Linked DNA regions of Homo sapiens: region 2 is linked to region 1. Evidence: chromatin loops called from intact Hi-C (ENCODE). Cell type or tissue: Caco-2. All regions are shown on one strand. Each heading gives the region's core, and the rest is flanking DNA. Links, peaks and the distances in the headings are about the cores only.

The links. Peaks named below come from ENCODE experiments on the same cell type or tissue, not always from the same donor. Only the 100,000 strongest peaks of a DNase experiment are listed, where the experiment ranks them.
Region 2: a loop joins it to region 1, with 9 times the contacts of the local background. A loop is called at or near these places in 2 of 110 quality-filtered maps.

The regions. Positions count from the first base shown.
Region 1 is chr15:94,108,787-94,113,769 of GRCh38, forward strand. No RefSeq gene overlaps it. Among named protein-coding and RNA genes, the nearest start is that of LINC01581, 3.3 kb to the left of the region's middle. In Caco-2, for the core only: no CTCF peak of the experiment used is centred there; a DNase peak (open chromatin) is centred at 2,185.
Region 2 is chr15:94,027,028-94,032,010 of GRCh38, forward strand. All of the region lies in intron 2 of LINC01581 (long intergenic non-protein coding RNA 1581), which reads right to left. It also overlaps the pseudogene LOC105371032. Among named protein-coding and RNA genes, the nearest start is that of LINC01581, 78 kb to the right of the region's middle. In Caco-2, for the core only: no CTCF peak of the experiment used is centred there; a DNase peak (open chromatin) is centred at 2,704.

The DNA of each region.
Region 1 (4,983 bases), core at 958-3,457:
GCGTTCCTGGCCTTTGTGAAACAATTTACATGGCTTTGTGCATATAATGCTCACAACAATCCCATTAAGGTAGGCATTATTATCTAAATTCTCACAAGAGAACACTAAGCACAGAGAGGTTACATTCCCCAACGATTCACAGCTACTACATAACCAAGCTAAGAGATATGTCTGGACAACTGCATCTGAGGCTTTCAAAAATTTTTAAAGCCAAATCAGCTTTTGCTCAGTGAAGCGTAAGCAAAAACACAACTAAAACAGAACAAAGTTGAGCAGCTTCCCTCTGATTTGTCCCATCTTCTCTTCCTTCCCCAGGCCCACTAAGGATTCCCAAGGGCTCTTAAATGATCCTTGGTTGCTGACTTTTTCTGGGCTAGACAGAGGAATCCACTGAACCCTTGTAAGGTTATTGTTACAAGGGTATTTGTACAGCTCTTGATAATCTCCTTTCTATACAGTCTAGAGCTTTCTACCTTCTCCCTACAATCAATGCTTCACGTCTCCCAGTTGCTGGCTGCACCTGTTCAATAGACTCTTTTTGTTGAGTTTCACTGAAGCCAAGATAAATGTGCTTCTTTGTTACCATCATCTCATTACAAATCAGACAGAATTCTCCAAGCCCCTTTGAACATGAACATCTGGAATACAGCCTACTTTCCATGCCTGGAGAGGAGCCTTTGAGGATACAGATCCCTCTAACTCCAGGCATTTGGGGACCCAACTACATCTCTCTTTGCACCCTCTCTTCTTGCTTAAATCTAAATAAGCCTCTTGGTCAAAAGCAGAGCCATAGTGCATCAGCACCAAGCTCCTCACTAAGAGAAGGCCTTTTTACTAATTCACAGAGCTCACTTAATGGTGAGGCTGGTTTTAGCCCTTGCAAAGTACATAAGGCATGGAAACATTTTCCCTTCACTTGGTTACCTCCTGACAACCCATAGACCCAAACAGTTCACTAGTCTGCCACTTCTCTGACTCTACAGGATGGGTTGGGTACCCCTCGGTAAACTCAGTCCTTCTCGCATCATAGCATTTAACTCTCTGTCTTGTGGCTCTCTGCGTATTTGTTCCTCCCCAACTAGACTCCCAACTCCAGGAGAAAATGGACTTTATCTTCTTTGTTCAACACTCTACCCATGCCCCTTGCACTGAACCTGACATATAGTAGGTGCTCATTAAAGATCAGTTGAGTGAATGAATTATTGTGAATTATTGGGTTACAAAGTACTAGTTAATGATTTATATTTCTAGTGGTAATAATAACTATGTATTTAGATTGGATTTATTTTTAATTTTTAAACTTGTATTAAGTCTGGGAAGATAATTTTAACTCTCCTCTCAAAAATGTAAGTAACATTTGTTCTTTATTGTTGGGAATAATAATATAAATGGGTTTGAATTCAGTTTGCAATTCAAATAATTGACCATCTGTCTGTATCTGGTTGTAATTTTGAATTTGTCAACCATCTAAGCAGATTTGAATAATCCTTTAATGAATCTTTAATTTGCTTTAAAGAATGTGTTCTATTAAACTTATTCTATCATCCATTGTAAAAAGTTATTTAAATTTTGATGTAAATGTAATGTTTGTGCTTTGTTTAAACAGTCAACAGTCAACATTTCACTGTCTGAAAAACAAGTCTGACAGCAAGTATCTATTTTTATTATTATCAAAAGGTTTCTTTTTACTTTTAAAATATTGAACTTAAATACCAAAATTTTAATTAAATTTGGCAATGTGTACTTTTGCCTTGATGTCACATAATTTTATCTCCTCTAAAATTCCCCAAACTAAAACCCTAAGGTTTTCTTCCTCTACCAAATGTGACTGAGGTATAGAGTTTGAATCTCGGATTACAGTCTTTGTTCTTTGCAAAAGAACCACAGGTGCTATAGGTAGCCTCTTTGATCTCTTCAACTCACAGCCCCTACTTAGGTACCCATAGAGGGAAATATTTGAGAATTGAGTTTTGTCCACTTTGACTTCCCCTTGACAAACTGGTTCTCACATTATTTCCAGAGACAAATATTTTGAAAGTGAAGAACACAAGAGGTCACTAAATATTAGCTTTCAAAGACTTCTAGTCACATGATATTTGCTTGGGTTACCTCTTCTTGGAGTCTATATAAAGAATGATGTTTACTCTTGAACACTCTTCGGTGCTGAGGTGCTGCTGGGCAAAGAAATATGCAGAAAAGAATGTAAACATGGTTGGGGCTTGCTTGGTTTTGTAGATGCAGAAACTTTTGCTTGATTTAGGCAAGTCAGAACACTGAGAAGTAGAGAATGAGAAACACATAAGACTTTAAAGGCAAAAATGGTCTTACATAAAAATCAAAAGAGTAAAACATAACGAACATCTTCCTAACCCAGATTTTACACCAGGTCTGAGTTGATTTCTCACTACAACTTAAGAGTACAGCTACAACATTTTCTACTGGTCTAAAATAACTGAGAATTATTTAATTTACCTTATCCAACAAACATGAAGTGATAGGCCTAGTGAATCAGAGTTTTAAGTCAATTAAGTATAATTTGTAACTGTCAGAAATCTAAGTTAACCATTCAGCCCCTCTCCCTGAAAATATTATTGGATGAAGTTAAACTTGAATAGCTTCCAGTAACTGAATTGTCCCAGATTAGTTCAGTTAACACTGCACGTGTTAAATGCTTATAAACTTTTACCTAAGATTTTTCCAAGGTGGTATGTGCATTTTGCTGCCTTCCTTACACACAGCATTTAAAACATAAACTTAACCTTTTATGACAATTCAAGTCTAAATTGGTATTGTTCTACTGAAAGCAATATGTTAAGATCTCAAACAGTCCAGGCTCAGAGATTTCTCAGCTGTGTGATAGTTGACAAATTATTTAATTTTTCGATCCTCTGCTTTCTTCTTAGTAAAATGAGAAATATACTTACTTGCCTGACTGCCAAAATGTCTGTGAGGGCAGTGAGGCAGCAAATGTGAAGGAAATGTACAAACAAGGCAATATTTTGCAGATACGAGAGCAGGGAAGTATGGGGAGGAGCAGTTAGATGGAAAACTTTATTACAGATAATATTTTGACAAAATTTTCAACTGTTTTTCAACTTTCATTGCTCTATGTAGGATCGTTTTCTTGATAAAGTTACATTAATTTTGTTTAAAAATTATGCCTTTAATTAAAAGAAACTTTTCCATATGTTATTATACTTTTTCTCGTTTGTCAACAAACATATTTGTGTTTTTATCCTCTTCTTATAATTTTTTTCAAAGAACTCTTAACCTAATAAAAAGAATAACATATAATTCTCAAGAGATTTCTATGTGCTAGGTACTATTTTCATCCCCATATTATAGATGAGGAAACTGAGGTACGCAGCCATTAGGTAGCAAAAGTAATTTTCCCAAGAGCAGACAATACAGATGAGCTTCAAGGCAAGCAGCCCGCCTCAGAGCCTATGCGCTTCACCCTTAAACCATCTAACAATTCAAAATTCTGCCATTATCTTTACCATTTCCTTCATCCCGCTTTCCTTACATTTACTCTGCAGGTTTGGGGAAGCACTTGTGATGATTACCTAATTCATTGCATTTCATTCTGTCCTGATAAGAATGAAAACATTTAAGAATGTAACTTATCCTCTAAATGTATCTCATTGCTGTTATTTTCTATATAACATTTATAAAAATTTATAATCACTATCTTCTTTTATTCAGATCAAGAATATCTATTAAATCATTAAATAAAAGTTTGTTGAACAGTTTTTACAATTCTTCAGATTTCATCTACAATTAAAACCAAATTAATTAAATTGTACAAGATCATATCAGTGAACATGGATAATTTGATTTCCTCTTTTCCAATTTGGATGCCTTTTATTTCCTTCTCTTGCCTGATTGTTCTGGTGAGGATTCTAGTACTATGTTGAATAAGAATGGTGAAAAATAAGCATCTTTATCTTGTTCTAGTTCTCAAATGCTTTCAACTTTTCCCCATTAAGCATAATATTGGCTGTGGATTTATTGTATATTGCCTTTATTATATTGAAGTATGTTTCTTCTATACCTAGCTTGTTGAGGATTTTTATGGTGAAGGATGCTAAATTTTATTGAATGGTGGTTTCTGCATATATCAAAATGATCATACGGTATTTGTCCTTAATTCTGTTTATGTGATGGATCACATTTATTAATTTTCATATGTTGAACAATCCTTACATCCCTGGGATAATTCCCACATGATCACGGTGTATTATATTTTTGATATGCTGTTGGATTTAATTTGCTAGTATTTGGATGAGGATTTTGGGTCTATGTTCATCAGGGATATTGATCTGTAGTTCTGTGGTTTTTTGGATGTGGTGTCCTTGTCTGGGTTTGGTGTAGGGTGATACTAGTCTTGTGGAATGAGATAGGGAGAATTCTCTCTTCTTCAATTTCTTTGAATAGTTTCAAAAGGATTGGTATTATCTCTTATCTGTTTGTTTTGTAGAATTCAGCTGTGAATCCATCTGGTCCTGGGCTTTTATTTTGTTGGGAGATTTTTTTATTACTAATTCAATCTTGCTACTCAGTATTGGTCTGTGCAGGAGTTTTATTTCTTTCTGCTTCAATCTCAGGAGGTTGTATGTTTCCAGGAATGTATCCATTTCTGCTAGGTTTTCTAGTTTGTGAACACATAGTTGTTCATAATAGTCTCTGATGATCTTTTGTATTTCTGTCGTATGAGTTGTAATATTACCTTTTTCATCTCTGATTGTATTTATTGGATCTTCTCTTTTCTTTTCTTGGTTAGTCTGGCTAGTGGTTTATCAGTTTTGTTTATCTTTTCGAATGACCTCAACTTTTTGTTTCATTGATCTTTTGTACTGTTTTATAAATCTCTATTTCATTTAGTTCTGATCTGATCTTTGTCATTTCTTTTATTGTGCTAACTTTGGATTTGGTTTGTTCTTGTTTTCTAGATTCTTGAGGTTCAACATTAAGTCGTAAATT
Region 2 (4,983 bases), core at 1,661-4,160, 81 kb before region 1:
ATGACTGAGCTAAGCAGTATTGACCTTGGGGTAAGGCATTTCTTAGGATTTAATGAATGGCTAGGAAGCTGATGGACCTTTAGTCAAACTGGTTATTAACTGCCTGAAAGTGTCTGACCCTGGAAACCATAATTGCTGCTACAAATGCAAGCACATAAGAGAGCCCAAGTCTGGCTTAGACAATGTGCTGTTGTAAGCAAGTCCCAATGCTGAACCATAAGACTGACCTTTACAGATTTGCCTGGGCATCCCCCACCACAGAACTGCATACCATTCTCAAAGGACATAATTTCATGAAGACCCAATGCTAGAAATAAGTTCTAGAAATAAAAAAGGATAGCATTTGCCCGTCTCACAGAATAGAATATTATACACTCTAGTAGAACAATTCACCTCAAAGCTGATAGACTGAACTGATATTGCTATGATTATAGCGGCCAGCGCTGTCCATCAGAAATATAAGGTGAGCCACGTATGTAATTTACAATTTGCTACTAGCCACATTACAAGAGTGATTGCATTTTAATAACATAATTAACCCAGTAGATACAAAATACTGTCATTTCTACATGATAGTATTTTTTACATGTACTCAGTAAAAAAATTATTCACGAGATACTGCTTTTATTTTTTACACAAAGATTTTATATTCCAGTATGTATTTCACACTTACACCACATCTCAATTCAGACTAGCCACACTTCAAGTGCCCAAGAGCCATATGTGGTTAGTGGCTATCATTGTGGACATTGCAGGCATAGAAAATTGTTTTGGAATTAGTAATGCATTAGAATGTTCAGCTGGATAAGATGGCCCAAATAATAGGGTGCCATTTCCCCAGTATGATCAGCAAAGAGCTAACTTAGGCAAAAATGCTAAATAAATGTGAATTATCTATGTTAGAAGAGAGAGAGGAATTCATAAATGGTATTTGAGTTTAGAAAGAGTTTTCACAGACAATGACTAACTTTTGCCGTTTTCTCTGATACTGCACTGATTTAGCTTTGCTTGGAGACATGTTTCTGGATTTTTAGGAGTCAGGAGACTCTGGAATGGAGTTGCAAGGGAAGCAATATAGCATAGTGGAGATATTCTTGAGAAACAGCCTGGGTTTCAGGAACAGGTAAAGCTATCCCTGCCACTTTCCACTTGGTGACATAGGGCAAACTACTTTACTTTGAGGAGCTAAGTCTTCTGGTTGCTAACGTGTGGATGATATCTTCACCTCCTTTCTGTTGTTGCTGTTGTGGGACTGAATGTGATAATGTTGACAAGTGTGCATGCTGGTACCATCATCACCACCTGCAGTAGCATCAGAAAGCAACAGAAAAGTTGTCCACTAATATGACTCTGCAACCAGGTCCCCAGAACACCAGACTTGCCCAGGCACTCCTCAGGGAGTAGATGGGACGATTGTATTAAGAGGCATAATAGTTCAGTTGCCAGAAGGCAAGCCAAATTAGTGTCACAGCGATGGCAGTGTCTGGAGGAATGTGGCTGCTAATGGAAACGGATGAATCTAAGAAAAGGGAAACCCAGTGGAGAAGTGGTGGGTATAGGATCAAGGATCCAGTAGATTCCTCATGAAGAATATGCAGGTTGAAAGCAGAAGTGGAGCAGAATTATCACTAAAAGGGCAGTCTCCTGAGCAGTGAGTCAAGAAGGAAAACCAGGGAGTCAAGAAGCGTTGACCTGCAGTTAGAGAATCAACCTTCGAAAAATCCGAAAGATAAATTGCATATTACTAAAGAGGAAGATCAAGTTTATTCCTCCTTCTTCTTTTATTTTATTTTTTTTATCATTACCTGAAACACAGCAAATTCTAAATAAATGTTTCATGAATGACTGACTGGCAGGCTGGCTCACTGGTGGAGGAAGCCTGTGATCAGAGCCTGAGTAGCCCAGCCAGTCTTGAAGGAGTTGCATCTTTACAGTGCACAGAGGTCACCCTGATTCAGGAGGAGCAGGCTTGTTATGCTCCTAGTGGTGAACAGGGGAAGAGAGGGAGAGAGGGTAAGAAGGGGTGGTGGGGTAGGACAGAGAGATGGAGAGAGATGAGGCCAATAGCTATCTTCGTTCTTCGAATCATCTGGGTCAGTAACGTGAAAGACAAAATTGGTTGGGCAAGAAGGCCCCACCTTCGGCCGGGCGTGGTGGCTCATGCCTGTAATCCCAGAACTTTGGAAGGCTGAGGCAGGTGGATCTTCTGAGGTCAGGAGTTTGAGACCACCCGGGCCAACATGGTGAAACCCTGCCTCTACTAAAAATACAAAAATTAGCTGGGCATGGTGGCACATGCCTGTAATCCCAGCTACTTGTGAGGCTGAGGCAGGAGAATTGCTTGAACCCAGGAGGCAGAGGTTGCAGTGAGCTGAGATTGTGCCACTGCACTCCAGCTTGGTGATGGAGCAAGACGCTGTCTCAGAAAAAAAAAAAAAAAAAGTAGACTGGCAGTGTTGAGGTAAGATTGCTATACAAACTATCACAAAAAGCATCAAGACTTCATTTCTTAATGTGGGGTAATCAGACCTCAGATCTAAACATAACTATGCCTGCAAGCAATTCTTGAGGGCCAGTTTCAAAAAGTCATCTCCTAAGAATTCCATGATGCTATCATGTACCCATGAAGATCAGGTTAGCCCTGCTCCTCGGCAGAAAGCATCTTTATGATGACAGTCTTGTGCATATTACAGCCAGTGAGCTTTTCTCCTGGGTGGCCTTTAGATAAACCCTGTGAAATTCTGGCTCCCTGAATTCCTTTTCTCATGTTTCAAGCTGAGCAGCCTTTTCTGTGTGTATAGAGTCTCTCCAAATAGTCAAAGGCCATTGGTTAGGTTTCTACTCACCCCATTCCAATCCTAGTCCTATCCCACCTTCCTGATTTCACAACCAAGATACCTTAATAAGTGTTTGAGGAGTTCCCAAACTCTTTGTCCTCATATTTGCAGAAAAGTTTCTGGTTCACTGCAGAAGTTAATTCACACATGCCAGTGTGGTTAATAGTTAGATTTCAAAAAATCAACTTTATTTTCTTATTCTTTTGGTCTTCAGCTTGCCTGTCTGAGCCACCAACTTGAGTAAAACGTTCTTTTACTGTGTGGTGTTGACTGCACTTTGGGTGGGATTGAAGAGCACAAAGTAAGACCAAGAATCATTTCCTCACTGTCCACATGTGAAACTTGCATTTTTTTTCACATGATTGCAAGCGCAGCAACAAAATCTACTGCTATTTGTGACTCTGAGAAAGTCAGTAAAAACTACTCACATTTAAAGGTCTCATTCAAGGTAGGTCAGCTCTACAGTACCGCTTCCCAGATGTGTCAGAAGTTTGGAGGTGTTGCTTGAAGCCTTCACTGAAGAATTGCTTCTGCCATCTAGGTTTGTTTTTAAATAACATGTGATTAGACTTGTTTCTATTTACAGGTCTCTACACACCTGGTTTATCAGCCCTGTGGTTCAAAGAGCATCCGTTTAAAGCCAGTAGACAAGACTGATGTCAAGTTATTGCTACTGGGAATTCTGTCTTTACATTTACTGTTAAATTCAAGATAACATCTAAGGATACAGATGAAAAACATAAATTGATGATGGCACTGAATAATGATGTTAATTATCATTTAACACGTGTATATTATGTTGCAGACACAATGCAGACACAAAGCGTTTACTCTTTTTCAGCTATTACCTCATTTGGGTTTCACAATAATCCTGTGAGAAATAATATCTCCATTTCACAGAAGAAAACATGAGGCTCAAATCGTTAAGATGCATTTCAGATTCATGCAGTTTATAAGTGGTGGAGCCCAGATACAAACAGAGGATTGATGAACTCCAGGGTTTAGGCTCTTACTAATACGTAAGAAGCAGGTACCAACCAGCACCGGCAGCCTAAACAGTTTCTGGAGGAATTTCAGGTTGGAGATAGATTAATACAAATGGATCTACACTGGCAGAGAGAATAGAAAAGTTTAAAAAAGTGTTTTTTTCTGTAAAAATATTAATGGCAAAATAGAAGACAACGTGATAAGGAGCAGTGAAAATCACAGAAGGAGAGCTGGGGGAGAGACAGCTATGGAGGATTTTGAGACCATCCAGAGAAGAAAACAATGACTCCCTGTGCTTATGAGAAGAGAGCTGGAGACACATCATGAACTTTTTCAAATGCTTCCAGCATACCATAGCTTACATTGTCACCAGAATGATTTAAGAGAAACCTATGTTAGAAGTCCTTTTGGTGGCAACTCCGTAATCTGCTCAGTGTCCAACAAGACTCTTTCCAGCCACCAAATAAACAATTCTAAGGCATAGCTCTGATGGTTAATTTTATGTCATAGGAAATTTATTTTAACCTGCTTTTATTTCATGGGTGCTTTCCAAGTTTTGCATGCTAACTACAAAGGGACAAATGTTTCCCATCAGGCCAGAAGGAGAAGAGATGGGCCATAAACAGAATCTAGACTAAAAATACAAAAACCATTTCTTGAAATAAAATATTTATAATTCACGCATTTGAAAAAACCCACACCCCTTTGCCTGGAGTCATTTCTGATAACGATTAAAGATCTTTTAAAAGGTATATTAGATTCCCCTTAGGCTGTATTTCATTTTTTTTGCCCACTTTCTTACAGAAGCCATTATTACCGGTATATCCTATCAGCAGCTTGTCTCAGCTCTACCGTGTGCCTTTTTTCTGTTATTTCGCTCTTTCTTTCTTTTCTTGTTTTACTAGAATTACTTTGCCATCACTGCATAGATTAGCTGCAAAGTCCCATTCAGCGACTAACCTATACGCATGCCTGGAAGTGTTACAAGTCAACATAACATGGGGTAACCACTGACCAATGAAGGAAAAGAACTGAGGGATAAATCCTCCCTCTTCTATGTAACTGGAGGGCGATTTTGAAGCGCACTTACTCTATTTGACTCATTGAAGTATGCCCAGTGGGATCCAGCCTCAGTTGCCTGTAGTCACAATCAACTTTG